Linked DNA regions of Mus musculus: region 2 is linked to region 1. The links are chromatin loops, found by intact Hi-C in ENCODE. Cell type or tissue: left cerebral cortex. All regions are shown on one strand. Each heading gives the region's core, and the rest is flanking DNA. Links, peaks and the distances in the headings are about the cores only. Region 1 has its middle 48 kb from the start of Gm34762. Region 2 has its middle 14 kb from the start of Gm34822.

The links. A loop is a pair of places that touch in the nucleus more often than their neighbours do. Peaks named below come from ENCODE experiments on the same cell type or tissue, not always from the same donor. Only the 100,000 strongest peaks of a DNase experiment are listed, where the experiment ranks them.
Region 2: a loop joins it to region 1, with 1.9 times the contacts of the local background. A loop is called at or near these places in 4 of 42 quality-filtered maps.

Annotation. Positions count from the first base shown.
Region 1 is chr7:117,702,730-117,718,853 of GRCm38, reverse strand. No RefSeq gene overlaps it. Among named protein-coding and RNA genes, the nearest start is that of Gm34762, 48 kb to the left of the region's middle. In left cerebral cortex, for the core only: CTCF peaks have their summits at 8,450 (motif pointing left) and 9,299 (motif pointing left); DNase peaks (open chromatin) are centred at 8,740, 9,095 and 9,230; H3K27ac peaks cover 712 bases.
Region 2 is chr7:117,857,322-117,873,445 of GRCm38, reverse strand. No RefSeq gene overlaps it. Among named protein-coding and RNA genes, the nearest start is that of Gm34822, 14 kb to the right of the region's middle. In left cerebral cortex, for the core only: a CTCF peak has its summit at 7,635 (motif pointing left); DNase peaks (open chromatin) are centred at 5,246 and 11,558.

The DNA.
Region 1 (16,124 bases), core at 4,315-12,314:
GGGACTTGCTTTGTGTAGATCTTGTGCAGGTAGCCACTGCTATTGTAAGTTCATGGGTATAGTAGCCATATCATGCCTAGAAGTTTCTCACATCCACACACATCTGCCACACAAACACATACATTCACACATACCATAAATTCACAGACACATAGCATGTACACACACATACTCACACAAATACACACACATACACCCATCACACACATACACTTATGTACATACATACATATACATACACACATGCACACACTCCATATATATACATATCTCCATATATATACATGTGTGTACATGCACATGCAGTCACATGCATGCCCATACATCTACATCACATACATGCACACAAATGTACACATTTGTACATATACAAATAAGCACAAACACAAATATATGCAAAAGCATACATGTACAAACATCCACATCACATACATACAATGTACACATATGCACATACTCATACATATCTGTATACATAATAAGACACCGTACATAGTCATGCAACTACATGCATGTACTCATAATACACATGTACATATGCACACATATACACATATTATACACATACACACATCATACGCATATGTATCATTCACACACACATGCACACATAAGCCCCGAAAACTCATATTATTATGGGCTAGCGCATGTTCTTGTTACCTATAATTGTCATCAGCAGAGGACATGCTAAGGCCAGGAAGGAGTTGCGTCCTGCAGCCTGAGATTAAGGGGTTCTTATACTTTTCATGGCCCTGAACTGCCACCACAGAGTCTCCCTCTTCTTGCAGCCTCATCTTGCTCTTGGCATCCACACTTCCTCTTGATGCGTTAATATGGTCTTTGTAGCAAATGCTTACATGGGACATTAGACATGGTAGAAATTTACAACTTCTTTGCACAGAGATCTTTCTTAGTGTTTCATGGATGAGAGCTATGAAGCATAGAGAGGTTGTCTACCTCTCCCAAGGCTACCTAGCTTGGAAAAGAAAGGTTGGGTTTGCTTCAGGGGTCTTCACAGTGGACAAGTGAGGCTTTGCAGTGACTTGCCAAAAGACTGCCACGGAAGGGACAAGCCCACTTCCTTATTTGGCAACCTAATAAATTATGCACTTAACAATAGGGGTGCCCCAGAAGCACCCCCTTCTCACTGTGAGTCTGTCACCTACCTAATCACTAGGCCAGGATAGCTTCATTCCACCTTTGCTTAGACACATCTGCCTCCACTTTCTTACTGCACCAGTTGATACTCCCTGGAAAGAACAAAACCTCCCTCTCCGTGCCCTCTCTGTGAGTTTGTGTGTTCTGTAGATACTGATGGCAAGGAACAGGGGAGTTTAAGGTATCAGGGCTTCCACTCCAGGTAGGTGGGGCAGGAGGCTCACAGGAGCCACACAGGCCCTGTCTTCCCAATGTGGGCCGATATGGTCAACTCGAAGTGAAAAATGGGAATTTGAAAACTATAGGCAAAGAATGGCAATCGGTTTAACTAAAGCAAAAAAATGATAGTTGACTTTTTTTTTAAGTGTGTGTTTTAAAACCCAACATTTTGCTAAGTAAATCAGTGCCGGGAGCAATTTTACCAGGAAGTAAAAATAAACTCTAGTTTATATGCATTGTGTAATGTGTTGCAGCTCCGCCTGCACGATTATGGCAAGGGCATGAGCTACAGTGGGAATGAGAGCCAGCTACGCTGAGAATGACTGGGGGAAGGGGGATTCATGGGGATGAAGGATGCAAGATGCAGAGTCCACTGGTCATAGCTGCAACTTACAGCAGATTCTGAAAATGCCCTAAGCCTTGAGTTCTGGACCTTGCCATAGGTTTGTACTGAGGATGAAGTTACAAAGACTATAAGTATTCAGCACAGTGCCAGGTGCATGACAAAACTGTCACTGGGAGCTGGAGTGATGACAATTTTGAAAAATATACAGATTCCCTGAAACTGAAGCTACAGATGGTTATAAGCTGACACATGTATGTTGAGAATCGAACCTGAGACCACTGGAAGAGCAGCCAGTGCTCTTAACTGCTAAATCGGCTCTCTTTATGGTTGTTTTCTTGATTTGTGATTGATATTAGCAGCAAACCCCACCGTGGGTGGGGCCTGCTTTGAATGGGTGGTCCTGAGCTATATATGAAAGGTAGCTGGGCAAGCTATGGGGAGTAAGGCAGGAAGCAGTGTTCTGTTCCTCTGTGGCCTCTACTTCAGTGCCTGACTCCAGGTTCCTGCCTTGAATTCTTACCCTGAGTTCCATTAGTAATGGCTTGTGACCTGGGAGTTGTAAGATGAAATAAACCTTTCCCTCCCCAAGTTACTTTTGGTCTGTGTTTTATCACACAATAGAGAAGCAAACTGCAACTGTTTCTCCAACTACTTACTACCAATTCACGGTGAAAGCATTCAATATCCTTTCTGGTGCTTTGAAAAGCATCACACCCTATTAGTATCCATAGTCATGCAACTCTGCAGAAGCACACAAGAATCCTTGCTCCTGTGTAGCTATACTGTTTACGGGCACCAGTTCCTTCAGCTATCCCCTTTGCTCTCACCATGATCCCTGCCTTAGCGTGTGCTGACCACTATCCTGCTTTCAGGATCCACACAAGTGAGAGATTAGAGCACTCTCTCTGTGTCTGGCCAAATTTGCGTTATTTTTTGAAATTTGCTTCATTTGTGTCTTGATGGTAGGAGATATTTCATTTTAAAATTCAAAAATTTACTTACATTTTGGTTAATTCAGGGGAGGCATGCTATTGCACATGTGTGGAGATCAGAGAGCAATTCTTGAAAATTGATTTCTTTCTTTTCCCTACATGGGTTCTTGGGGACCAAGTCTTTAGACTTGGTGACAAATGTGTTTACCTACTAAGTTATTTTGTTAGCCCACATTACACTTTATTTATATTTATCCCTTCATCCACCAATGGGTATATGTATGCTCAATGTCTTAACTATTGTCAATAATACTGCAATAGATACAGAAACAGATAATTATTTGAAACTTTAGTGAAAGTTCTCATTAGTTCCAACATGTTTGTGTACTGTGTGATGTGCGTAGATGTGTGCATGCATGTCTGCACACAGGTAGGTGCATGTGCACATGTGTATCAAGGTGAGATGTCTTCCCTGATGCTCTCCTTTGATTCATTGGGGCAGAATTTCTCACTGAAATTAGGGCTCACTGATCCTGCTACTCCAGCTAGCCAGATTTCTCTGAAGACCCCTTGTTTCCATCTCTGGAATGCTGGGTTTATAGTTAGGATTGCCATGCCAATTCAACATTTAAGTGCAGTCTGGAGTTTAAACTCCAGTCCTCACCGTTCAGCAAAACAAAATGAAACACAAACAGCAAACAAACAACCACCTTACTGAATCATCTTCTCAGCCTGTTACTCTATTTTCCTGTGTAGTCCAGGCTGGCCTCAAATTTTAGATCCTTATACCTCACGCAGCCTTCCAAGAACTAAGATTATAGGCTTGTTCTGTGGCCATCTTCCTTAATGTCTCTCAGATTTTCTCTCTGAGATGATGTCATGAAATAAAGGCAATTTCATTTCTTCCTGTTGTATTTAGATGCATTTTATTTCTTTTTCTTACCTAGTTGCTTAGGATGGGACTTCGAATACAGCATCAGATGGAAGTGTTGAGAAAATACATCCTTGTCAGCTTCTGGACCTTAGAGGGACAGATTTTTAGTTCTCGCTGTGACAATAGCTGTGAGACATTATGTCCTTCATGCTGAAGATTAAGTTGTGATACAAGGGGATGTTTCCTTCTGTCCTTACTTTGTTGCAGCTGGGGTTTTTTTGTTTGTTTTGTTAATGCTTTAGATTTATTGAGCAAATCATATGAGTTTTATCACTCAGTTAATATTGTATACTACATTTAGGATCAAGGGAAGGGAAAGGAAGAGCAGGAATGATGGATGATGGAACAAGAAGAGGGTTTGGGAGGCCGGACAGCAGGCCAAGAGGGTGGGATTAGCTAAGGGGCTAAGGAGTTCTCTAGGCACTCAGTTACCTGGTGATGTCTGACACAACAGGGGCCAAGCTGATGAGAGCACACCACATGGGAAAGTTCCTTAGTCTTGAACCCAAGGGTCTAGGAGTGAGTTCACTCTACCTGCTTCCTGGGGACAGAGTTTTACAGTGTGTATGCTGCTCACATGTTTCCTGGTTCTTCTTCTGTCCCTTTCCCTCTTTCTCTGTCATCATCTCGTTCATCCTTGTTTGTCTTCAAGAGCATATCTGTTATTCTTCTACCTTTTGTTCATTGTCCTTCATTTTGTGTCCCCTTTTGTCTTTTATCCATTTCTCTCCTGAAACCCCACTCCCACCCCATTTCAACCCCACCTATGGGTTTCCAAGCCAGATGAGGGACATAGAGCACAGCCCATAACCAGGACAGCTCTCAGAGAGCATGGCAAGAGTGGGTCCACTCTTCCTACCCAAATTAGGCTTAGGGCTACTCAACTCCATTGAGACAAAGGCTACATACAAATAGAGCCAGTTTCCCCCTCCATAGAACTGGCTTCTCAGAAATCACCAGCAATAGGCTAACCTAGTAGGTTTGCTAGGAAGATCCCAGCCCCCTGCTGCAACACTTCTTTCCTTGTCTTTCTTTTTCCTCCCCTCCCCACTGACTTGAGCTATATAATCTAGAACCCTCTAATTCCAATACAATCTCCCAGGTAGTTTATGCCATCCATAGCCATATTCACTGCCGCCAGAGACCCTATTCTCCAGCTCTCCCACATCCTGAGACCCTTGTTCACAAAGGCCAATCAGCAGGCGAGGACTAACACTCATCTTTTCTTTTATGGCTCTCCTTTATCTTTCCTCCCAGTCTCTTCCCCATTTCCATCTTCTTTGTCTCTTATGCCCTCTCCCCCTTTCTTCTTCTCTCCTCGTCTATTTTCTTTTCCCCGTTCCTCCCCTCCCTTTCTCCACCTTCCTTCTCTTTTCACCTTTTCTTTGATTTGACATTGCATTATTCTCTGGCTTCCTGTGTGTGTTTTGTAAGGTGGGAATGGGAGGAAATTCTGATCTCCACAGTTGGTGCTTGGGAATTCCCAGTTGGAGCATGTCCTGGAAAGTGGTGATGCAGCTTATCCCCTGGGGATCCCAAGCAGCACAGCCCAGTGGGATTTTGGCTTCCTGATTGTGCATCATGGAGGTTTTAGGAGCCCAAGAACCTTCAGGCTTTTTGCCCTATAGTACAGAACCAGGCTGGCTATTCTTTTCCAAATTTTGACATGTATATAATCTGCTCAACAATCTGGTTAAACCACAGACTCTGATTCAGCATACCCAAGGTGTAACCTCGTACTCTGTATTTCTAGCATGTTCCCAGACACTGCTGATGATACAGACTTCTCAGGGCTAAGATGTAGTGTGAGACCCTCAAGGGTCAATGTGTTGAAAGCTCAGTCTCTAGAGTGGCAATATTGGGAAGTGATAGGCCTGACTGGAAGGGACTAGGATCATTCTCTTGTGAACTGGGCTGTGGAAGGTAAGTTGTTCCTGTCTCCTTTCATGGTTGGTCTCTCATGAGCTTCCATTCCCATCCTGCTGTCTTTCATTAGGTCCTTGCTAGAGCTGAGTGAATTCTGGTGTCATGCTCTGTGTTCCTGGAATTGTCAGCTTTCCTTGCAAGCAGATCCACATATTTTGTTATGGTAACAGGAACACATTAATTCAGGGTCCATGGACTACATGTTGGGTGCCAGGGATGCTGTACATGCTGTCCTTTAGAATCCTCTTCTGCCTTGATGTCTTCTCACTTGTCCCTAGCAAATGGAGTACAATTATGCTGTACGCCTAGAAAACCTGCAGAACCCTATAGTATTTTTCCTCACCTTAGATTCTTATAACCATAATACCTGTCCTTCTTGTCTGACTTTCTTCCATTAGACTAATGTCATTCTAAAGATTGCCATAGAATGAAAAAAGAAAGAAAGGAAGGAAGAAAGAAGGAAAGAGAGAAAGAAGGAAAGAAAGGAAGAAAACAAATTGTTCCAGGCTGGTTGACCATGTTAAGACCATAACGGTGCTCATCCTAAATGTAGCCATTGGAAAGGATTAATATAGTTCTTTTGGAACTGGGTTAGTTCCCAAGAGATCAGGTTACCATAAAGAATGTCACCCTGCCTCTGGTAGTTATTATGCTGCATATTAAAAATAGCTAAAACCTAGAAACGACCTGAATGTCCACTGGCAGACAAGAGGGTACCCACACTCTGGTATATCCATACAATGGAATACTTTGCCTTAAAGAGGAAGGAAAGTCTAACACCTGTAACAACATTAATGAACCTAGGGACATGTTATGTGGAATGATACAGGCAAATAGGAAATAGACGGTATTATTCTATTTACGTGATGGATAGAAGAGAGTCAGTTCATAGACACAGAAGGAAAAATAGTGGTTTTGGGGCCAAGGGCAAGGCAATACTGTATAGTTATGGCTAAAGAATTAAAAGCCTCAGGGTTTTTTTTTTTAAGATTTCATTTTATTTTTAACTGCACATATATGGGGGTAGTATGTGCATAGGTACTTGTGGAGTCTAGGAGAGTATCAAATTTCCCAGAGCTGGAGATGGAAGCAGTTGTGAGCTCCCAGGGTGGGTGCTGGGAACCAAATGCTGGTGCACTGTAAAAAAAATTCTGTAAAGAGCTTCTTCAGTTTTGTATGTAAACTGTTGTGGAGGTAGATAGCAGTTATAGTTACACATTGTAAATGTGTATAAAAGTATCACTGTAAATGTAGAGATGGTAAAAATTGTCAATTTCATTGAGTTTATTGTACCACAATAAGATTTGCAGAAAAACTAGCATTGTCCTTCTAGCCCTAGGTCAGCTCTTCGTAACCTTGTGTATCTAGCATGGATGCCCTGCAATAGAACGAACCGATACCTGGATGGATTCCCATATGTGGAAGACATAGAATTTTTATTAGATGTATTAGTTGCTGCTGTGACAAAATAACCTGAGGTGAGTCAGCTCTCTGGAGGAAATGCTCATGCTGGCTCACAGTAGCAGAGGCTTCATCCTATGGATGCCTTCACCCTATGGGCCCCAGCACTTTGGGACTAAACACTGTGAAAGAGAGAGCGTGATACAAAAGCTGCTCACCTTGTGATGGAAGAGATATGGCCAGTATCCCAACACACCATTGAGCTACCTCTCCCAGCCTGCCCCTACTGACTGACTAAGGTTTCCATCACCTCCAGGTAGTACCACTAGGCAGGGACCAAACCTTGCCTCTGTAAGCCATTGGGGGATGTTTCAGATCCAGAATATGGCCTTACCCCACAGACGAGCAAGGGTTGGGAGTCTCTTCTCTGTTTTCCGTAGTCTCATCTGTGGCCTCATTCCCATCTGTGCCCAGGACAGGTGTGCACAAGAAGTTGGTTCTTTCATATTAACTCAGTTTTGGCAAATGCTTATTCATATTCAAATGTCTCCGGGGTTGTTTGTCTCTTCTTTCTGGGACCCTTTCCCCTCCTCCTCCTGCCTTGATTTGGCTCAGAAATAAATTCAGGTGCTCCAAGGTGAAACATCACCTCTGTTTCCACGCCTACTCTTCTTCCAGTGCAGGGGTCTGGCAGCGAATGGCCGGAGACTCCCCTGATACTCTCTGGTCATTCTTCTGATGGCTGCCTCCAAATCATTCGTTATGGCCTTGAAAATCCCCTCACTCCACAATATTCTCATTGAAAGTCAGGTTTCTTCTGGCCTATCCAGTTTTTCAGGGATTGCAGGCATGGGAGGAAGGGCATCATGGGTATTTTCAACAGCACTGCTATGCCTGGGCTACACCAACCATCGTAATCTACATCAGGGCCAGTGAACTGCAACCCACACGCCAAGCCTTTTCTCCACTTAATTCTGCCGCTAAGGTGGAGTAGGAGCTGTGCCCATGGGCTTGCATATTCTTTGTACTAGAGCAGCAGAGTTACAGTTGTGCTTGAGACTACACAATTGTTAAGGCCCAAACGTTTGCAACCCTGCCCTTTTTGGTAGACTTTGCTGACCAGTGGCTTGGTGGTGGAGTGTAGGGCTGTGTGGGGCGTGGCCTGTGTGGCTATATGAGACATCTTGAGCTGCACTGGTCACCCTGCAGCCATGGCTACCTGAGCACTGCTATCCCACAGCCGCTTAAGGATACACTTTAAGGAAGCTGCCTCTTGGATTTTAGCTTTCTCTTGAACCATTTGGGTTCTTTCTTCAAAATTTCTCTCCTTTTTCCAGGTAGAAATTCTTGCTGTATCGTCTCTGTCTTATACTCTGTAGCATATTTGACGCTCAGACCCCCACTGCTTGCTTTAAGTTGTTTGCAGATTCCGAAGCATGCCCTTTTACTGTCAACAAAGTCTAAATTAGGACTCCTCCCACCCTCTAGTCTCCACCTCCTAATGGTTCAATAGCTTTCCAAAATAATGCCACCTGCTGGAGAGCAACGCTCAAAACATGAGCCTGTTGGTGATGACATTTTAAACTCAAACCATAGCAAGCTAAAAGGCACGGGTAGGTATGACATCATCCAGATGTGGCCAAGCTGCTATGAAATTCCAGGTGGCTCAGGTTACGCTAAAGGTCTCACCTTTCCTTCAGTTGACATTCCAATGCTCACTTGGTAATAGCCTCTTTTGCTCACCTCTACAGCAGCCGGTCCCACAACATATGTCTCTCTTTGAAATTCATCTCTCTTTAGACTCCTAATTTCCATTCTTGCTTCCCAGAGGCAGAGCCAGCAGGCGTCTCCACATGGTTTCTTGATTCTCCAGCTGGGATGTATAATGGATACTGGGAGGCCACTTCCATTCCGATTGCTTCTTTACCTTCTGTTGAGTTCCAGGCAGTCACCATGAGTGGACAAGCAGGACATTTCCCTGAGCACGTGGATACCAGCACCCCCTCACCCCCCCCCACACACACTGGAACCTGCTTGCCAGAGAGAGCAGGGTTTCTCTCTGTGGGTGGCACTGCCTATGCTGGGCTTGGCCCTAGAAGGCCAAACTTAAACATTGAACTGAACCATCTGAGTCTTCTCCAGGAAACAGGTTGAACAAATCTCTTTTCCATCTCTGGCCTCATGAATATTCATAAGTAAAACAACTCTAAGCTGGAGATAATGATTCATGCAGGAAGCACCATTTTGAACATTATTATCTGGGAGTGACAAATGAATTTCTAATTTAACATGTGTATTGCACAAATAGATCACAAGAAGTTGAAAGGCAGAAGCATCTTTGAGAGTCATGACACTGCTGTGTAACGTAGCATAAAGTGGCAGAGGATGGAGCACGCCTCCCACTGGTGGCTATGCACAGAAACTTCCTTCAAAGCAGAAGAGAAATGAAAGAGAATGACATTTCAAACAGTGCTTGAGTTCACAAAAGAAGCCAATTATAATGACCGGGATTAAAAGAACAATAGCAAAAACAAAGAGCCAGTCGGTAGCAAAAGCAACATCATTGGATTGAGTTATTACTGTAGGATGAACAGAATCCTCCTTTTCTGCCCCTCTGACAGCAGAAATGGAGTGGAGGCCAGTTGGGTTCACTGACTGTTCAATAAGAATCAGAGGGCAATCACTGCAAGGCAGGATTGAGGAGGGGGTGGTGGAATTGATTTGAGCTGCATTTCAAGTTCAGTTTCACGTGGAAATGTTAATTTATAGCGTAGTAATGTGATAGCTACACTGCTAGACTGTGAACCAGAATTGGCCACTTCCACCCATCCAATAAGACAGTCAGAGCGGCTACTCTCCAGGACCTGTAGCTTCTCGAAAACCAGGACTGACTGACTTCTCAAAGTTCTAGATACCTACCACCACTGTTCCCACCACAGCCCATTTTCCTTCCAAATGCTGGAGTAAAGTGACCTTTCATTTCCTCCGCATAACGAGCCTGTGTTGGCTTGCTTTATCTCAACTTGACACATTCTGGACTCATCTGAGAGGATGGAGAGAATTCCTCCATAAAACTGGACTGTAGGCAAGCCTGTAGAACATTTCCTTAATTAGTGATGGGTGTGGGAGAGCTCAGCTCATTGTAGGTGGTGCCAGCCCCAGCCTGGTGGTCTTATAAGAAAGCGGGCTAAACAAGCCAGTTAGCATCACCCCTCCATAGCCTCTGCACCTGTTCCTGGTACCAGGTTTCTGCCCAGTTTGAGTTACTGCCTTGGCGTCCCTAATGGACTGTGTGTGATTCAGGATATGTAAGCTAAATAAGCTCTTTCCTCTCCAAGTTGCTTTTGGTCATGGTGTTTCATCACAGCAATAGGAGCCCTAAGACAGAGCATTCGTCCAAAGCTCACAAAGCTCACACACTCTTACAGAACATGAACACCTATACCTTGATGCTCTATTCTCTCCTGCCACTTTCCCTCTTCCTCCCCTCCCTGTTGGGGGTAATATTTCTCTACATTGTATAAAGGTATATCTCTGGATTTTCAATTATTAATCTGGTACTTGCAGAGAGCTAAGTGCTGGCAGGATTTTGGTATTGTCATTATTATGGCCCACCTCGGGGTTTTGTATTTTGTGAATATTCATCCTTCCTCACATGCCTAAAGGCAGTATAGAGATGTATCAGAGGTTGTCTTACTACTGATTGCTTGTAATAAAGCTCTGATGGTTAATTGCTGGTGCAGGAAGTAAGAGCGTGGAACTTCCAGTAGAGGGAAGATAAAAACAGAAATGGGAGAATTGAGAGGGACATGGAAGGAACAGATGTGAATTACACCAGAGCAGAGAGGTATAGAGCTAGCCATGGGGTGGATCATAGGCCAGATAGTCAGGTTAAGTTAGATAAGCTAGATGAGAGACTGCAGAAGCAAAAGGCCTAAGCTTTAAACTATATTAGAAGCCTCTGTGTCTTAGTTATACTGCTGGTAGGTCTGAGAAAGTCCCACTATATCTACACTCTTCTTCCTGGTTCTTTCTCAACTCTACTTCAGCTAACGCAGATGTCCATTCATTCCTTATGATTGTTACTCTTCCTTGTCTACTTGATTGGATTTACAATCACTAAGGAGACTGGTGAAACATGCCTTTGGTCTCTCAGGTCATTTCAATGAATTCTCATTGAATGGAGAGGGTCCATACTTAATGTGGGCAGCACCATCCCATATGCTTGGAATGTAGGTGAATTAGAAGGGAGTAAAGGAGATTCTACCATCTCAGCACCCTTTTCTCTGATTCCTGGTACCCATGAAATAAGCAGCTTCCTTCTTCCACACATTGCCACTATTGTGATATTCTGACCAAGTGTATGGGACCAAGCAACTATGAACAGATTCATTAAACCACAATCAAAGATAAATTCTCCTCATTTAAGTTGTCTGTGCCAGGTACTTTGGTCACAGCAAGAAAAAGCAAACTAACACAGTTGTTATTTCCTCCAAGATAACCACCCCCCATCTTGAAGAAAAGCTCTTTAAGACACATGATGTTCCAAGGCCATGTAGGGAAACTAGATAAACTCAGGAAATAAACAACAGAAATGTTTCAGGAAATTCCTGAAACTGATCAGATACACTAGGTCTCTTTCTTCCTAAACTTACATAAGCTGAAAAGACTGCTCAGAGATACTCTTAGATAAGCTGAACTGCCTGGAAAGAAGCTCAGACCCAGAAGGAGGCACCCTGAAGAAACAGAGACCAACCTCCAACCTACCTGAAAAGGCGCTCTCTCTCTCTCTCTCTCTCTCTCTCTCTCTCTCTCTCTCTCTCTCTCTCACACACACACACACACACACACACACACACACACACACACACACTTTCTCTCCCTCTCTTGTTTTTAGAGATAGGGTTTCTCTGTATAGCCCTGGCTGTCCTGGAACTCATGCTGTAGACCAGGCTGGCCTCGAACTCAGAAATCTACCTGCCTCTGCCTCCCAAGTGCTGGGATTAAAGGCATGTAGCAGTACTGCCCAGCTGAAAGGCATTCTTTAACTTATTGATTTGCCTGCAGGTTGTGTAGTATGCTTCACAGTTTTCATGTTGGGGTAGGACTTGGTGATGCAGCTGCTTTTGAGTCATTTCTGCTCTTATAAGTTATCCTTCAACTATACTCCTGTAAGTAACTTCAATAAATCTCAGTGGTTCACCAAGCTGAACTTTAGTGATCTTCTTACTTCTGTTCTCAGTTTCCTACTTGGGGTGAGCAGGTGTTTGTTTATGTCTACAAATAGTCCTATAACAGACACCCTTTGACTTAGGCTGAGGGCTTGCCTTGCTAAGTCCCTATACACTAAAAAATATAAATTAAATAAAGCAACACACATAACTTTTCAAGTATTCTTGCTTAGCAATGCACTGCATGGTTAGAAGATAGTTGTTGACCTTATAATTGCTTGGCTGACAAGGAGCCAAGGCTGGATTTCAGTTCTAAAGGGTATTTCCACTGAATATGTATCATTTTATGTTATCAAAAGCTGGAAACTTATAAATAGAAGGAAGCACTGTAAGCTGAGGACCATCTGCAATGTGCCTGTGAATGTTTGCCTGGGAAAGTACAAGGTGTATGACAACACGTGTCCTTTATCTTATTAGAGTTTTACACCTGATGATATGTCAGTATACCTTCTTACCAGTGTGGTTAAATGGCTGCCAGAAGCAGCAATGGAGAGGAAGGAGTCGTTTTGGCTGTTGCTTGGCCTAAAGCCAACAATCATGGCAGGAATGTGTAGCAAAGAAGGTTTCCACCTCATGGGAAGACAAGAATCAGAAAAAAAAAGGGACCCAGGGGCCTTTCCATTCCCACTCTGTGTAGATGACTTGCCTACCTTTGTTAGGCTTCACCTTCCACAGTTTCTGCAAGTTAGCATCACGGTGAGGAACCAAGCCTTCAAGCCCATGGAAAAACATTGTATGTTCAAACCATAACAAACCACAGGCATGTGACTGTTTCTCTGAGGTTAATATATTATAGCCTAATGCAGGCAGAAGAAACGATGGGAACCAGATTTGTTGGGGAAAGAGCTTTTTAAAGATGCTTGGCCAAATCTCACCAATACAACTTTGATCAAGGATCTACCTTAGAATTGGACCACTGAGTTCCAAGACCTCCCCCATGGAACACAGTGTTGACCGGACCCAGAGAATGTGTGTGGGACTCACATCCTTGTGATACCATGTTCTGGATCAACTGAAGTTAAAACCCCAAACTTACCCAGGTAAAAGGCCTTAGGCTGTCTGTCAAGAGTCTCTGCTCTGATTATCTAAAGAAGTTGCTGAGGCTGAAGCTGGGCTGGTTCTGTGACTAGCAAGAGTGAGTCCCGTCAGTTCTACTAAAGCTGTAAACAAAGCTATGGTAGAAGCACAAACAGTGATCCTTCCTAGGACAGTGATAGGGCTGAGAGCAGAAGAAAGGAGAGAAATATTGATGAAGCAAAACCAACAGATGTCCACTGGAGAAGGCTCCCTGATTTCCATCTTCTCTGGGTTCTTAGTGCAACATACAGAGAGGAGATGCATGTAATCAAAGCTAAGAAGTATGATGCTTTTCCATTACTATGACAAAATATTTAAGAAAGACATTTGAAAGACTGAAACATTTATTTTGGTTGATGATTTTGAGATTTCTATTTGTGGCTGTCTGGATCTGTTTATTTTGAACCGGTGAGAGGCAGATTATCACTGCCACAGTCTGCTTTTCTGGATTAAACACTGATCACATACATCTTGGGAAAGGAAAGGGTTCCTTTTGTCTGATAGGTTATCATCCACCATCAAGGGAAGATTAGGCAGAGACTTTGAAGCAGAGACTACTGGGTAATACTATCTACTGGCTTGTTCTCTCTGGCTTGCTCTTGGCTTCTTTTTTGGCCCAAGTTCACCTGCTAAGAGGTGGCACTGTCTTCAGTGGGCTGGGCCTGCCCACATTAATCAGCAATCAATAAAATGCCTCCATAGATGTGCTCACAGGCTCACAGTATGATCGAGGCAATTTGTCAACTGAGTTTCTCTCTTCCCAGATGACTTTGCAACAAGTTGGCAAAATACCAAGCAGCACAGTCATGGTACATGGTAAAGAAAACCGAGCACTCCATGGAAGTCATAAAGGAAAGAGAGAGTGAAAAGAGAGGGACTTGAAATAATAGGTACATTTTAAGATTTTAAAACATTATTTTTAATTACTATGTTAATGTCGTGTGTCTGTGAGCGGATGTATACACATGAGTGTAGGCCCCATGGAGGTCTTTAGAAGAAAGCTGCTTGGAGCAGGTGGTTGTGAGCTGCCCAACATAGGTGCTGGGAACTGAACTTAGGTCTTGTGCAAAAGCAGCAAATCCCCATCTCCCCAGCTCTGAGTTGCGCTTTCGGTTGGCATGCCCCAGTACTAACCTAATTTCTCTAAATAGACCACTCCTCCTAATAGTCTATCCTGCTATTAACTCATCATTGATTAACCCATTGATAAAGTTGACAAAGTTATGATCCCATCTCCTTCCAACACTACTACCAACTGTAGACCCTTCAGTGCATGAACATTTTTGCAGAGAAGGATGGGCTTCATATTTATACCATGAGAGAAGACGGAACATGTTTGCTTGGGAACAGAAATACAGAAATTGTAAAGAATCAGTGTGACTTAGCCTGATTCCCAAATCATATGATACATAGAGCTGTAGTCTTCCATTTATTTTGCAGGTTCCTAGGACTCAGGGATGCGCGTCAGGAACTTCCCTTGGGTCCAAAAGATCATACTCTGCCCTGGCTTTACCAGATCACCCCGCTCTCTTCCACAGTTCTGCTTGTGATTTTTGGTGGACATGCTGTACACTAATACAGCCTTGAGAATAAAGGCTCATGTTCACTTCCATCTGTCAGGTCCATGGAGCAGGGCCTGACATATTGCAACCACTTAACAACTACTGAACTACCAGGTGTCTGAAAATGCTGAATGACCACTGGGAAAAGACAATAGGCTAAAAAGTATGGTTTACAAAAGCTCAAATCCAGGATGGGGACAAATACAAGACTGATGACACCCTTCATGATAGAGTGATGGTAAGCTGTCTTTTAAACATGATTATTTGTGTGTGTGTGTGTGTGTGTGTGTGTGTGTGTGTGTGTGTGTGTATGCCCATGGAAGCCAGATGAAGGTGTTGAATCCTCTGGAGCTGGAGTTACAGGTTGTTGTGCACCACCCAGCTCAGGTGCTGGAAAGGAAACTCAAGTCTTCAGCAGGAGCATCAGGTACTAAACACTGAGCCATCTCTTCAATCCAAGACTAAGTCATGCATGCAACATCAACTGACCATTTCTACTCCCTTCTTAGCTGTGACAAGACTCTGAACAGGCTAAGAGTTTGTGATGGGCCACTGGTTAATAATATTACTCTGAGCATCCATCAAGGGGAGCTATGCATGCATTAGCTCATTTGACTCTCATAATGGCCCCAAGAGGTGGATGCTATAATTACTGTGCTCATTTCACAGGCTGAAAGAGATTAAGGCACTTGGCCAAGGTCACAGGCCTCTAATAGGACCAGTCCAGGGTATAAATTCTGCTTGTCTGAGTCCAAGGTTCCAGTCCACAAGCACTCTGCTATTTGCTTACTACAGGAGAGTGCACCAGTATTAATTCTGCAAAAACACCTTACGGACGAGAATTCTAGCAATAGAGCCAGAGCAGTGAAGCCCCTGAGGTGCTCACAATGAAGATGATGGAGGGATGAGTGGGGAACTTTTGTAGACAATGAGTCTGTTGTCAAGGAGAGTGAAAGAGATGCTCCAGGAAGCTAGAAGCCTCTTTAGATCTCTGAGCATCATTGTTAAAGACAGAGATTGGATTTATTTTGGGGGAAAACTAGGAATATCATGTGTGTTCCAAGCTGACAGGTTTCTAAGCAATATGAATGTTAAACTTTTTGGAACTACATTCTCACATGTTAGTTTGTGTGAGCACTACCCAGAGAGCTTGTCAGAGCACACACCCCTGCACAGATATTTGCATTCAGCACATTTAGGGTGATGTTTTCCATTTGCATTTTGAACACGCTCTGAGTTGAGGACCTCTGCTGTACCTTGGCTGGCTCATGCTTTGAGCAACAGTGTCCTCGAACAGGGGATAAGGGATATTTTCTTGGGCCAAGGGAAATGGCTTGG
Region 2 (16,124 bases), core at 4,207-12,206, 150 kb before region 1:
GCACGCCCCACTGTGTTTTGTTACGGAAGGGAAATGAGAGTTCGACTGTCATTCCTGAGAGTAATTAAAGGGTTTGCCCATCGTTCTTCATGACCTCTGCTGGAGCTGAGATGACCATGTGGCACTCTGCAGCTGAACTCAGACATCAGATAGTCAGGTGCACCTCTTTCATCAGAAAATGAGCAGCTCAGATGCCGAGGAAGGCAGTTGGGATTCATCTACTCTAGGAACTTTACTTTAGCTGCTGTGCAGTGTGACAGCCCTGAGACCAAATGGCAGCAGGTGTGTCTTGCCCTTCCCCGCCTTTTCAGGGGTGTGGGAGGGGCTGAGATCTTGAAATGCGGGGTAATAGAGATAGAAAAGAAGGAGAGACTATTAGCTGGAAGAGGCACAATAGCTAGTCACAAGTCTGCGGACACCACGTCTGTGGATCAAACCACCCACAGCTGTCTTTCCCCCCGCCCCCAAAAGTTGCACTACTGGGAAGGTAGAGACAAGAAGATCTCCAAGACCAGCCACTCTAACAATCAGTGAGCTCCAGGTTCAGTGAGAGACCCTGTCTCAAAGAATAAGATGGAGAGCAACTGAGGAAGACACTTGACACCAAGTTCTGTCCACATGGATGCACAAACATATGAACTCATGCAGCATATACAGGAACACACACACACACACACACACACACACACACTGCACCTTTAATGAACATGCTGTTTTCCGACAATATGTCTGAACAGCTGTTTCCATGGCACCTGCATTGTATTAGACACAGATAATGCAGAGAAGACATAAAGCATCCATTATACCATATGCACAGTCTATATACAGGGCGTTTTACTTCTGTAGCTGAGTTTTAGGCCCTGCTGCATTTGGGGACTCCAGAGAGTTCACCAGGACTCAGTTTCTCATCACCTCTTACGTCTTTACTCCATGCTGACTACGTTTCCTTCAGAGTCCCTCCTCTGGATGGCAAAACAGCTGCCAGAAATGCCCTGTACATGTCCCTAAAACAAGTGTCACACAAGAGCCAGTATGTCCGCAGAGAGCCCTTCGCTGGCTTTGGCAGGATCATCCAACACTCTTGGGTTCCAGCACCTTCGGTTCAACGTGGGGGGGTGGGGGGCGGGGGGGGGGCGGGGCGAGGATTCTCCACTCATCCCTTGGATAAAAGAAGGTTACATTTTGATGCCACATGAATAAAAGAAGGCCAGTGGCATGAGCACACACAATCATTTTGTATCCTCTTCCCAGTCTGAGGGTCACAGAAGCACAGATATGACAAGACACCGGTGTGTGCATGGGTAAGAGTGTTGCAAATGTATGTCTCAGAGTGGCAGCAACTGAAGAGTTGTTTATAAACACAAGCATTTCAAAGTTCTCACAGTGTAAGGACATAGTTCACCAGTGGTGGGTGTGCATGGCAGGGTGGGTGGGAAGGTGGGGGGGCTGGGGGTATCAACTGTCCCATCACCTGTACAACTGTCAAATTTAAACAAACAATTTTCATAATGAAAATCCAGACCCCCACCCCCCAAAGAGTGTCAGCTCCCTTTTGTCTGCTTTCCAGACACATTTCTTTGTATGGGAATGTGGAGGTCAGGAAAGGGGTGATCAGGCTGCCTCCTTATCTCAAACTGACAGCTAAGCTGCACCCTGAAGCATGAAGAAGAGGCAGCCATAGTGAGTGTGCACTGTGTGTGCAGGACAGGCTCTGGGAGCCGTCAGGGGCACAGTGAGGAAGACGAATATTTTGACATTAACACATCCCCACCCCAGTCTTCTGTCCTGATTTTGGAACTTCCCCCTCCCTCTGCTGGGTTGTGCTGTCTTTACTCTGTCAGGAGGAAAAGCAAAAAAGACCAACCAATGGGATGGATGGCCTCTTGGCTTTAGGTTCAAAAGTCCAAGTATGAGAGAAATAGAGAAGAAATAGCTCTCTTGTCTTCCCCATCCATGGATCAGTGATGAGAAACTCAAGGCTGGATTGTGGGGAGCCAGGTTTGTGATGATTTCCAGTGGCAAAGAGCAGGGGAAAGAGGGTCTCCATGATGGAGGTGCCTCAGGCTGTGGACCACCACACAGTTGCTAAGATGAGTCCATTGAATCCACCCCAGTTTATTTGGAGGGGCTTCCACCTGGGTTTTCTGCTTTGTGACTCAAGGGAGACATAGAAACATGAATGCCACAAGGCTCTTCTCTATAGAACAAGTGTTGTCCGTTTCTGTAATTACCATACTTATTTGCATGTGTTTATAGAAATATGGGAAAAGATATACCCCGTGTGTCTGGGGAGAGAAACAGGTGAAAGGCAAGAAAGTTAAAGTACATACAATCAAATATAAATAGTATATAATTGAGATAATTTCATGGCTGCAATGTGATGTATAATGTGAATATATAATATATAATATGTCACATCTGTGCATATTATACCCAAATGTTCCCTTCAACTCAAACAACATGGGCGTGCACAAGAAAACTCAAGAAAAAGAAGTGACATCTGCCTTGTTCACTTTCCTACACTTACGCAAATTATTGAAATTATGTTTCTCAAGGCTCCTACATTCCCCCACTTTGAAGAAGTCAGTGATGGAACCCCCCACCTCAGTAACTCATAAAAATGTATTGGCAACACTAGGCACTTCCACAATGCTTTAAAGAGAAACAGTAGAATCCTCAAAATCAATAAAGTACCTGTCATCGTGTAGAGAACTATGCGGGGATTGAGGTATGTGTCAGCAGCCCACCACCTGGCATGAACAAGACTCAGTTTCATCGCTCAGCACCATAGAACAGGCACACTCCCCTACATCCCCCCAAAATTATGCTTAGGGAAACAAGGTGAAGAATAAATTCATGCTGTTCTCTGGGAAGAAAGCAAAGCAAATGTGGGGTTGATTGGGGGAAGAGAGAGGCCCCACCCCGAACTTTCCAGCCAGGGTTGTAACGGTCTTGTGTTAAAGACGCTGAGACCTTAACACAGACCATGAGCATGGCAAGACGCTCATGACAGCTATTCCCCCACTGCTTGGCATGTGCAGGGCAGTGGGCTATAGAAGCTGGTGTTGCTGCTATCCCTGAGGCCCCGACTACTGGGAGTCATCCTTCTGATGGTCCTTTGCACCCACCCACATTAGCAGGGATGGATCCATAAAGCTCACACAAGCTTCGGGATTGACTGGGGCACGAACCATTGGGCAGGTGCTCTGTCCCTGCTGGGTGAATGCATGAGTGAGGGGGAGGAGTGAATGAAAGGTTATGAGTGAGGGAATGGATGTATAAGAGGCAGGTGAATGATCACAGCCTCCCCAGACTATGATCCATCTGCGAACAATGTCCTTTTGGGTCTCAACATGCTTCCTGCAGCCAGAGAACGGAGAAAAAAATGATCTAGCCTTCATCAGTGTCCCCATCAAGCTTGGTCACATGGCCCAGGGAGCTAGTACATAGGAAGCCAGATCTCTGTCATATGCCCAGTACTGGAGCAGGAGGGAGACTCAAAACACCTGGATAAGTATAGAACTAGTTCTTCCCCAGAGAACACACAGAGACCTTGATTAGATGATGTATTGTTTGCAAAGCCCTGACCAAGAGCCATGGAAGATTGGAGGAATTCTGGAACTTTCAGTTCTGAAAGGCTTAGAAGAATTCCTGGAGGACTACCAGACCGACACAGAAATAGGTCCTCTTATGGAGCACATGTAGGGCTGCCAAGGTGGCTAAGGGAGTTCTAGCACTTGACACAGAGGCTTGAGACCCTGAGTTCCCTCCCAGGAACCCACAGTGGCACGAGAGGCTAGAGTCTTGGATGCCGTCCTCTGGCCTCCTCACATGATTCCCCACTTACACACATCATACATGCATCCAATAAGGATACATAAAATATGTTTTCAAGATCACATCTGAATAGAGAGACGCTATCAAGAGTCAGGCCTGCGGGAACACTAGAAAAAAAATGGGGCTGGACAGTCTCCATTCAAGGCCACCAATGGCTTTCCAAAGCATAAGAAAGTGGCAGTCAGACAGGCCTCTACAGTCTACTCCTATCAGATTCCTCACCTCACACAATCCCTACCTCTCCTTATTTGCAAAAAGGGGTAACCATATTAGTAACGGTCTTCAATAATGTGCAGATTAAAGGAGCAAATGAAGAGCTGCAAGCAGCACTTGTTGCTTCTTTATTTGACTGGAAGCTCATGTTCATGTGCGTGTTCATGTTCATGTGTGTGTGAAGGTGCACATGTGGAGATCCATGTACCTGATGGGCAGAGGACAACCTTGGGCCCTGTTCCTCAGGCACTTGCCCCATATTGTGAGAGGTCCCTTACTTTGCTGGCTGCCCATGAGCCCTGCTGGTCCACTCATCTCCCTCCCCCCAGCACTAGAATTTCAAGTGTTGACCACCATGCTCAGCTCTCTCTGTGTGACCCAGGTCTTTGTGCTACCTTGGCAAGAACTGACCGATAGAGCTGTCATCTCACCCCAGCTACTGATCTTTTCTTTGTTTGTTTGTTTTAGTTTTTCAAGACAGAATTTCTGTGTGTAACCCTGGCTGCCCAGGAACCTACTCTGTAGACCAGACTGGCCTTGAACTCACAGAGATTTGCCTGCCTCTGTCTCCTGAGTGCTGGGAGTAGAGGCCTGTGCTGCTGCCACCTGACACTGTTGAATATTTTAAGAACAATTCCTACAGGCTGGCTCCTGTGTCCTCAGTCTACCCTAGGAAGATTTCTAGAAAGGAGACCAGGGGAATACTAGCCTTGGACTGGAGGCTTGGGCTGAGGTTCTGAGCTCAATCATCACTAAAGCACGGTTCTGCTATTTCCTACCTATATGACCTTGAACTCAGCTCTTTACAGTGCGATAGAATACAACACCAGTTTCACAGAAAACACACACTAACCATGCCATGATAAATAGTCATTACTAAAGAGAACCACAATAAAGTAGATCCCCGAGGGAGGTGAATACATTAAGCATGACATTTCTTCCTTCCCCCATCTTTCTTCTCCTTTCCCAGATTTGTTCAAGGCTTCATCACTATCGTCTGGTGTTTCTATTTTAATCATGTTATAGGTTTACAGTACCTCCCCCCCCCCTGCATCTTTATATGCTATAATTTGGGTACTATTTTTACACCACGAGACCATTTTCACTGAGAACAGATTCAATTGTCTTTCGGCATATATCATTGTTTATCTTAATTAATGCTAAAATATTCTTGGGGGGAAAACACATCCCACAGAGTATTATGCAAGGAAACTTAGCATTCACTTTTGCCTCCCTCTTGTCTGGCATATCAATTTATAAAGGTCTCAGCATCCTGTTATTTCAGTGAAGATATTGCTCTTAAGTGTAGACACCCTTCTGTGGGAATTCAGTCGCAAGGTGTCAACAGCAGGCAGAGATTAGCACCAGTGAGAGATGTAGGTCTGGCCTGCATGATTGACATCTGAAAGAAGATTACTTTCATGTTGCTGCGACAAACTACCTGACAGAAGCAACTTAAGGGAGAAGGGTTTATTTTGGCTCACAGTGGGTGACAGCAGGGCAGGTGTGGCAGCGGGAGACTGAGGCAGGTTGTCTCATCGCTTAAGCACCAGGAAGGAGAGAGCATTGCGTGCTAGCGCTCAGCTCATTTTCTCCTTTGAAAATTCAGTTCAGGGGATGGGGGTGGGGGTGGGGGTGGGGGCAGCTCAGGAACGGAGCTGTTCACACTTAGGGTGGGACTTCTTCTCACTTTAGTGAACACAGTCTAGAAAACCTCTTGCAGATACGCTAGATGTGACTGTTAATAATTTCCAACCTGACAGAATCTGGAATCTACTGGGGCAGACATTCAACACTGCAAAGAAGAAACAGACAGACAGAAGATTGGTAGACCTCACAGACAGTGATGAGAGTTTACCATGGCCCAGCATCCTGTCTCCTCTCTTCGAACAGATGCTCCACACATCCTCTGGGGAAAGATTGCTTCTACTCTCAGTCCAGATAATTCAACTCCTGCCTCTAGCTCCAGAACTATAAAACGATTCGAGATTGCCCAATGAGTACAGACTACTTCCTTCCTACAATGATTGGGCAAAGTGTCACCATGTGACCCAGCGAGAGCCAATGAAATTACACCTGAGCACTTCTTAAAGACCCGTGGAAAGGTCGCGAGGTTTCTTCCTCCTGGGATGCTAAGCTGGTGAGCTATGAGGTGGATCTGTCATCTCTACTTTGAGAAGGAAGTGCTTGCTTAAGGACAGTGCTCACACAAAGGAGCAGGGCTGACCTCTCCAGGGCCCTGCAGTACTGATCACTTAGAAACATCTGATACAACACCCTGGAGCCTTAAAGTTATCTCTCTCCACATAAAGTTGGACTGAGCTGTGTGTTTCTGACCCTCGTAACCAGAGTTCTGCAGAGGGTGGGACCCCATCGCAAACAGTGAGGGGAGCAGCCTCTGTCAGTGGGAGGAGGAGAGTCTTGTGGGGCTGACCAGACCACATCCAGGGAAACACCTCGGAGGGCCTCTTTACACAGGGCCCACACACCTTTTTAACACTGAGCATTTGTTTGGTATCTAAAGTTCCAAATAGCCTTTAAATCACACCATCAGCCTGGAGGAGGGCCCTAGAGGCCAAGTAACATCGTGGTGCGAAACGGAGAGTTTCACAAGGGCTGAGGTGAGACCTGTGGGTGACAAGTGTGTGCATTAAGGGTGTAAAAGGCTGGGAGGAACAACCAAGATGAACCTGGGCTCCATCTGACTGGAGATGGTACTCAAGGAGCCTGGCCTGAGCAGGGACTCGTAAAAAGTGGCCACTGGAGTCACTACCTTTTATTGAAATTGTACTGTGAACCACGCACTGTACTAAATACTTGACCACTATATTGTATCTTCTCTGCAACCTTGTGAGCTATGAGGCTTATTGTTTCCATTTTAATAAGGGCTTATTATTTTTATTTCTATGCCTGTGTACGTGTGTGTGCATGAGTGTGTGTTTGCACATGTGTGCACGTGGATCCCCAGGAGCCTCAGTTACAGGAGGCTGTGAGCTGCCTGACATGGGTGCTGGGAACCTAACTTAGGCCCTTTGGAAGAGCAGCAAATGCTCTTTACTGCTTAGACATCTCTCCAGTCCCTTATTGTCTCCATTTTACAAGAAAAAGAACGGACGTATAGGAAGAAGAAGGAGCCTGGTTAGCTGTCATGTCTGCCTGACTCATTCTGTCATTTTTACCTATGATCCTGCCTCAATTTCTTCATTTGTTTACCTCATATAGTAACCTGACCTTCATACGGCTTAGACCAAAGGCTGGTGCACACGGCTCAATGTACATATGTGAGCTTTCATCATGGTCGTCTCGAGTTACAGCTTTGTATCACCCTGATGAAAAGGTCATCTCTCCTTTCTCATGGCCCATCTGCCAAGCCCAGGGATGCTGGGAAATGATATGGGAATTTGCAGAGCGTAGACGTCTCTTTGCATTATCTCAAGGCAAGAGATAAAAAGAAATTTGCTTGAACATAGGATCATGTGAGGACTCAGCAATTAAGAGCACTGGCTGCTCCAGTAGAGGACCAGAATTAGGTTTTCGACACTCACACAGCAGCTCACAGCCACCAGTAACTGGATCCCATGCCCTCTGGTGGTCTCTGTGGGCACCTGCACTTATGTGCACGAACTGATTTTCATGACTGTGAGTCCCCTCAAGTGTTGTGTACGCATGACCCCTCCATGTACCTAATACAGACACAGGTATCCATAACTTCACTGTGATAAAACAATGACCTCTTTCTTATTCTCTTTATCTGCCCACCAGCCCTGGGCCTGCCCGTCTTTTCCACCCTCGGCTACTCAACATTATTCACTAGAATGTCTCCTTATCCCCTTGCCAGCCATAACTCAAGGCCGAGCGTCCAAATAATGACACATAGTAAAATAGAAGAGATTTAAGCAAATTCAACTGGAAATAATGTGAAAAAATATTATTCGCCCAGGACAGGAGGCTCTCTTTTGATCTTCCTTGGCCAGGATGCATTTGTTCAAGACGGTCCTTTGATAGCAAGAACCAAGCAGGTGCTAAAAGGAAACCTCGTGTCTTTGTTGGGAAATAATGAGTCTGATCGAGTCCCTTGCTTTCTGATGCACAAAGGACTCTATAAAGAATATCATTTGTGTTTTCTGAGCCCTGTTTCAGAGCGCAGCTTTCTTTGGCCTGGCTTTTTAGATGAGGGTTTGGGGAATGGAAGATTTCCCTGAATAAGAAATCAGAAAGTTTGACCCCCACGGCTGCCTCTTTCTTAACATGATAACAATTGGCAATTACTTTCTGATCCGAAGCGTGAGCAATGGATATCACAAGGCATAGCATGCCCACTCTCCTCTCCTAGCCTGTCCTCCCTGCCTGTTCCTGGAGGTGATTTTCCTTTTGTTCTTTCAGGCCCAAAGGTTCAGTATAATTTATAGATGGAAATACCTCTGGCAGGTGCAGTTGGAGGGGGCACCTGGCAAATTCCTGAGTCGGGCTTCTATTCTTCTTCTCTAAGGGACAGTCACTGTTCCCTTGGGATCAGGGAATCGGGAATAACCTGGCTGCTTGTGTTAGCATGCTGAACAGGCGCTTGACGCTCTGGCTGCACAGAAGAAATATGCCCTCAGAGCCAGGTGCCAGTGGGTCTGAAGCTAATGAAGTATCATGTGTGAGCACATTCATGAGTGTGTGGCTAAAAAAAAAAAAAAAAAGAGGCTCTGAAATCCATCCCTCTTGACCCAAGACCTTGCTTGTTCTTGGTTACTGTTCAGTCTCTCTGATGCTCAGTGTTTCTACCTGTAAAATGGGAACATTAAAAACAGTATGTTCAGACAACATGGTTTCTCCTCCTTGGTGTTATGAACATCTTGGGCCAGGCAGCTCTTTGCTTTGAGAATCTGTCACAGTCAGTTTTTTTTTCCTGTTTAGCAACAAGCCCAGCTTCTACCTAACACATGCAAGTCAAATGCAACCCCTCCCCACCTCCTTAGTTGTGACCATCAAAAGTGGTTCCAGATATCACCCGATGTTCCACAGAAGTTTAGTCCTTCCTGCTGCCTTCACGGAGATCCCCTTTGTCAGAGGCATTGTGGGAACTCCACAAAGTAATCCCTATGAAACATCCAGGCATTGCTGGGTAGATGCTGGGTAGTAGGCTCCCATCAATACTTGTTATATTGTAACTGTGGCATAGCAAATAGAAACAATGCAAGTCTTCAGAGAGTTATTTTTTTCTTTTTAAAGGTTATTTCTGTTGGGGGATGAGGTGGGCTATGTGCAGGTGAGGGCTGAGGTACTGAACCACCCCCCCCCCCCACCCCAGAGCTTGAGTGCTGGGATCCAAACTCAAGTCCTCAGCAAGAGCAGCAAGTGCTCTTAACCACTGACCCATCTGTCTAGTCCTGCTTGGAATTCCAGTTGTTAAGTTATCACAGGGGAGTCCTAAGTGTCCTTGTTTGCTGCTGATAACTCATTTAGTCTTATGTCAAAGTTTCCAGCTGCTACAAGATGTGGTGTCTCATGCTTTTGATGCAAGCGCTATGGGAGTAGGAGCAGGCAGACTTCTGAGAGTTCTAGGCCAGCTGAGGCTACATAGTGAGACTCTGACCATAGACAACCAATAAACCATCTAACAGCTGCTAGGAAAAGGGAGTTTTACTTCTAGGTGACTGTGAACAGGTGATGTCACCTGACCTTGGCCCAATGGAAATGGGGAAGGTGTTTAGAGAAGGGTCACTAAAGGGGGAGACAGAGCCCATATCAGCTATGTGTGAGCTATTGTCTCACCCAGGACAAAACGCTTAGCAGAAACAAAGAAGGAAGAAAAGGAGGGAGGGTGGGGGGGAAGGAGGGAAGAAGGAAGGAAGGAGGGAGGGAAGGTGGGGTGATTAATTTTGTAATCTCAACACTTTAATGTTTTCATTTTTACTTTTGTTTGAGACAGGGTTTCCTGGACCAGGCTAGCATCAGCCTCACTATGTAACTAAAGATGGCTTTGCTCTCTTGCCTCTGCTTCCAAAGGTTGGGAATTCAGCTGTGTGTGACTACCCCTGGCTTGATATTTGGACTTTTGACACCACAGAAGCAGCCTTTGAGTTTTAATTGGAGAGAGTTGAGGACAGAGCCCTGTTGTCCCTGAGTTTTCAAGGTGGGGGCAACTAGCTTGGTCAGGTCAGTGGCTGCTTGCTCCTTTGCTTTCTGTGGGGACTTTGTATATGCAAATGCAAGGGACTGGTCTCAGCCTGCAGAAGGAGAGAGAACATCCTTCCTCTTGTCAGAGATGCGTCTTTCTGCAGCTGGGAGGCTACAAACAACAAAACACATCTCCTTCTGTTCTTCCCAAGGATGACACACACTAACCAGTCATGGCAGAGGGAAGCGCCTTGACTTTCATGGTGCAAATCTCTAATGAGACTTGAGTCTGCTTGATCTTACCTTGGAATCACTGCAGGGTGTAGGTCCCACTGGCTAAACTGAGGCAAAGACAGGACCCCTGGCCTTGTAGTCATAGTACCTCAGGGGTGGCACCACTGTAGGGGTGGCTGTGCTGTGGCTACTAGGAGCCCTGACTTTGTCCAAGGCAGGAAGCCTTGGTGAAAACACCTCCGAGCTTGGGTGATCATCCTTCACCGTATGTCTTACTTTGAACCTTGCACCTAATAACTTCTCTAAAAGGAGGCTCAGCAGAGAGGAAGCTGGAGGTGATGTCATTTGGGTTCTGCTATAGCCTGAGGCTATGTGGAAAGCATGGTGTTTAACATGTGGTTTATCCTCAGTAGTTGCTTTTGTGGGTCTCAGTGGGTTAGAACTTTCTAGAATGCATATAATTAATATTTAAGGCCAGGTATGTAGCTAATAACTCTTGGCTCTCTTCAGGTGTAGAGTTCTTGGAAGGACATTAGAGGCCATTCTTATTTTGACTGGGGATTGCCTCCCTAATCGAAAGTGGGTTTTAGATGTTTAAAAGTATTCAATTAGTGGTCATCTAGGTCTTGAGAAATTGAAAGGCCAAGAGTCAACAGAGCTCATTGTTTGGGGACCCAGCCCTTGAAGTTAGACTCAAGACCCATTTAACACCATGCATTCACAAATAGGAGCCTCATGGGGTTATTCCAGACTCTAACCGGACAAGGCAAGCGGCATGCTTAGCATGCCTGGCACACAGTGAGCCGAAGGAGCCGACTCAGCCTCTGCAAGCGTTTCCTCCCTGTGCACGTGTGGGGACTAGCGCTGAGAGTCCTTTAGGTTTCCTGTCTCTGCTTCCTCCTCTGTCCTGCTGGAAGGTGACTACAATGCAAGCCCGTGTGGAGCCAGGCCATGGTACACTCCTGTAATCCCAGCACTGGGGGGCTTGTGGCAGGAGGATGGTGAGTTTGGGCACAGCCTAGGTTACATAGAAGGCTCTGAATCAAAGTACTCATCTTTCCTCACTGGAAAGAAAAATTTGACCTAGAAGTAAGTGCCGTTCCTCCACACCCACAGCTCTGGTGGGCAATAGTGGGTTTAGGATGTTATTTTGCCAGGGGTTGTTGTTGAATGACTCAGCAATGACTAAGCATGCCTCATTTTTTAGTTGATGGGAGGCTCATGGAACCAACTGGGAAAATGATGTAATAAACCCTAGTTCCTGGCCAAATTTGCCCCTCACTATGTATAATTTGAGGGGAGAATGTTCCCTTTGCCCAGACCCTTAACTTTAATCATTCTAGTTGGACTAAAAGACAAAGCAACATCTAAAATATATCTTCATTTGAATATATCATGATTTGTTTTTAAAAAGCATTGAGAACGTCATACGTGAATGTAATATATCATGGCTGAATCTACTTGCCCCTCCCTCCTGTGCTTCTGACTACTTTTCCTGCTCAACTTCATGCACTCTGTTTTAAATTCACTGGGTCCACTTGGTGCTGTTGTGTGCATGGGTATAGGGAAAACCCCTGGAACATGGGCAGCCTATCAGGGGATGCATCTAGAAACCAACCAACCAACCAACCAACCAACCAACCAACAACCTAACTGACCAACCAACTAACCAACCAACCAACTACCTAACCAACCACCCACCCAACCAACCAACTAACCAACCAACCAACTACCTAACCAACCAACCAACCAACCAACCAACCAAAAGCCCAACTGATCTGACTTATCCTCTTCCATCACCTGCCAATGGCTTCTCAGAGAGAGGGTGGGTCTTTTTGGGCCCTTCTCAATCTTTGCTGGGATTTAGGCTAGCTCCATCTGTGTTGGTCCCAGCTGTGAGTTCATGAGCGCAATGTCACTGTCATGTCCAGAAAACACTGCTAACAGCAGTCCCCAGCACCTCTGGCTCTTACAGTCTTTCTGACTCTTCTTTGGTGATCCTTGAGCCTTAGCGGAAGTGGTGCTCCATTTAGGAAGTGGTTGATACATGTGCTCCATTTAGGAAGTGGTTGATACATGTGCTCCATTTAGGGAACACCCCGCAGTCTCTTATTCTCTGCAAGTGGATCTATTGTTTCAAAAGCCATTCTGCTAATGACCACGGCTAACACTGATTAACCCCGTGACCTAAGATGACAAACTTATGCTGCCTCTCATCTCCCATTGTCTTCCTTGTCTGCTCAGCTTATGCTTTCATTTTTGGCCAGAGGGAGCTATGACAAACAGCTGCATTTCCCTGTCCCAAACTCACTTAACCTGTGTTTTAACATTCCTCATAGAAGAACATGGATGGTATTGAATGTGGGCTTTGAAGTTCAAATCCTGTTCCTGCCACTTCCTAGTTATGAGTACAATACTTCCTTAGCATTCTCTCATTTCTTCATTGCCACAAACAAGTCCTAAGAGATGACCGTGGTGCTGATAAGACAGATTCGAGCTCTGCTTTCTAAGAGTGCAACCTGTGGGCTTTGAGCACTTTGAGCAGAACTCACGTGAGGGCAGGAAAGAGCTAATGTTAACAGATCCTACAGTAGAGGGCCTGAGTGTGGTCTGGGAAGGCAGAGGTCACGAAAGCTGACCTGGTAGAAGCTATGCAGAAACTGCAACTACCTATCCTTTTCCACTGCTAGGATTTGAGCCCTGGATCTTGGATAAATTGAGCAAATACTCTTCTAGTAAGCTACATCCCCAGGCTCATGCAGAAAGAAAACTCATGCAGGAAATATAAGGACACATGCAGGGTAGGAAGACACTCCCTAATAGAAACTAAGAGGTTAGAAGTAAACAAAGAAACAACCTAAGAAAAGTCCAATGGGGAAGAACAGGAAGGGAAACAGTGAGAGGAGAAACGGGGAGCAAGGGCCAGGGTGCGAATGGATGCGTGCTTTCAGTTACAGAGAATAGACTGCAGTCCTCGAGGTAGCAGGAGCCACAAATCATACAATCAAGTTTCCAGGAATTGCCTACAGGTTGTCTATAAAATGTCATAACATATGGCATAGCTCAAGAAATAAGGAGAATGGATATTGCATGGTTTCTGTCATAAGGAAGTGATGTATGTTTGAAGATACAGGTTTTTTTTTTTAATCCTGGTTTGAACCTATGCAATGTATACACAGAACTGCATGATCATTAATGTACATCATGTTTTAATGTATTAGTCAGAATGCATTTTTACAAAATGCACCATATTGTGGAGAATGGGTTGTGTGGGAGGAGAGAGGCAGGAGAATGTGAAGGATGACGGCATGACAGATTGCTAGGACAACTCTCCGCAAGGCTGGGACCTTTGTTAGGTTATTTCCTAGTGTCCCAAGTCCTTGGAATGAATGGAGCTGGCTCATGCCAGAAGATCAGTCAAGGCTTACTGAACACGGTGTAACACTTCCCACAGTGGCTGCTGGGTGGAGGGAATCACGGAGACTTTAAACCTAAAGAATTAATAATTAATCAAATGGGAATTTAGAATAATACCCCTGGGTTCTGGCTTAAGCCTTTAGCAACTGATGAGTCGTGGGTGATGGTTGTGGTTTGAATGTGATGTATCCCGCCCTCCCCCCACCCCTGCCACACACACACAGGCTGGTGTTTTGATGTGGGCTATACTATTTTGAAGGCTATGGAACCTTTAGGCAGTAGGTCTGGCTGGCAGAAAAAAATCACCATGAGATTTTCGCCTTTGAAGGTTATATTCACTGCTGGTTTGGCTATGGTGTCAGCCTGATAGAAACAGCCCGCTGCATATGTCGACAGAGAGAGCTGCTCCCACCAGCCCTGGTGTAATGGATTGAAACCTTTCTGAAACAGGGATCCCAAATAATTAAGCTTCCCTGCTTAATTAAGCTGCTTCCGTAAAGCTATTTTTGTCCCAGCGCAAAGAGAAGCGATCAATACAGGCATGCTCTTTGCAGAGAAAACTCCTTAGCCCAAGTCTCAGCTTCCCCACCTGTAAGATGGGACTGACTTTTGACATCTTATAAGAATGTCATGGGAGGCACCTGATGCTTGGCACACCGGGGTGACCAGAGTGCTTGACATAGAGACCAGTTTACAGGGTGTCAAGTCTGTTGTAGGACACGTGTGAAGAGTCCCTCCTGTTTCCCCAGAGTCCCTAGGTACAGAATCTCTGTCCCCATGGATGGCTGTGGCAGTAGAAGTGTTAGCAACATGAGTGGAAATGTTCAGCCGGGAAAGGAGACAAGCAAGCACAATTGCTAATTTGAGTTTATTTTCTAAAAATGCACTGTGATTCTCAGTGTGGTGCACTCACGTGCAAACCTGGTCCTTAATGAGCTATTCTGCCGTTGCTGGTATGAGGGCTTGACTGGTCAGCGGGCCAGGTGGGTGATGAAGCTTTCTTCAGCCAAGGAGAATGGGGTGTGTGTGTGTGTGTGTGTGTGTGTCAGTAAATAGCACAAAGAAAGTTAGTTTGCTCTTTGAGCATCTGATCAGCACAACTTCCTAGGGAGCTTATTCAGCCCCATTTTCTAGGAATCGTGCCTGAGTAATAGGTAGGGGTTGTATCATGGAGACCACATTTTTCTTTTGTGGGAAAAATGCAACCATTTATTGGGCATGGTGGGCATATAGCTGCCATCCTAGCACTTGGAAGGCTGAGGCAGGGGAATTCCCAGTTTGAAGTCAGCTTGGGCTACATAGCAAGTTCAAGGCTAACCTGAGAGAGACTCTCTCAAAACCAGTAAACAAGCAAACAAGCTGCCATGCTGCTGGAGATGCTCTGCAGACCTCTCAGGACCACTCTTTATCTCTGCCTCCCCGCCAGCTCCCACTTCCTTTCCTAAGAACCAGCCATAGTCCAGGCCTTTGAGAGAAACAGAGGCGCAAGCAGCCACTTCTAGCCTACAGCATCTAACTCATTCCTGGGGAGTATGAGGCAACTGATTCTTTCTTGACTGGGTCATGAATGAATGAAGGGAGGAACAAATGAATGAAAGCTGGCATCACATGACTGAATGAAGGGAGGAACAAAGGAATGAAAGCGGACATCACAGAAGCCTGAGTCCTTAGAGGGGAAGTTGTTTTACAGTAGGCGTAAGCATGGTGGTTTTAGCTCCTCCTGTTTGAAACGACTTGTTTGGGAGAACTAGAAAGACAATTTAAGGACTATTAAAGCACGTGAGCAGGAAAAACTAACCGTGCTTATCCCTGGAGGGGTCGGAAGGACTCCGGTAGTTTTTGCTCAGGTTTCATTAGACTTCAAAAGCAGGATGGGGTGTCATCAGGGGATGGTTTTGACTTTTATGGTTTGAGGGAGCTTATTTTTCACATAAAAATATTTGTTAAAAAATACAAATGAACAAATAAGAGTTTTGGAGGTGAATCTGAATGCCAGGCTGGCTCCGGTGGCGTTCGGAACATCGCTCATGTCCCCTGAGCTCGGTATCACATCTGCGAGAGGAGCCGGGGAGAGCTTGCCTCCTGGAGCATCATGGGGATAGAAAGCAGAGTGTCTGGAGTGGAGGGGCCATTTGATAAATGACAGGTTCGGCTGCTGTTATTAGCAGCAATGATAACAGTGACACACGGGAGCATGACAAATCAGGGTGCACAGAGGTCCCTTATATCCCGGACAGTCCTTGAATCTGATTTTATTTATAGCCTGTCTGGTTATGCAGGGGTGGCTTAACATATTGATTCCCTGAAGAGCATATGGC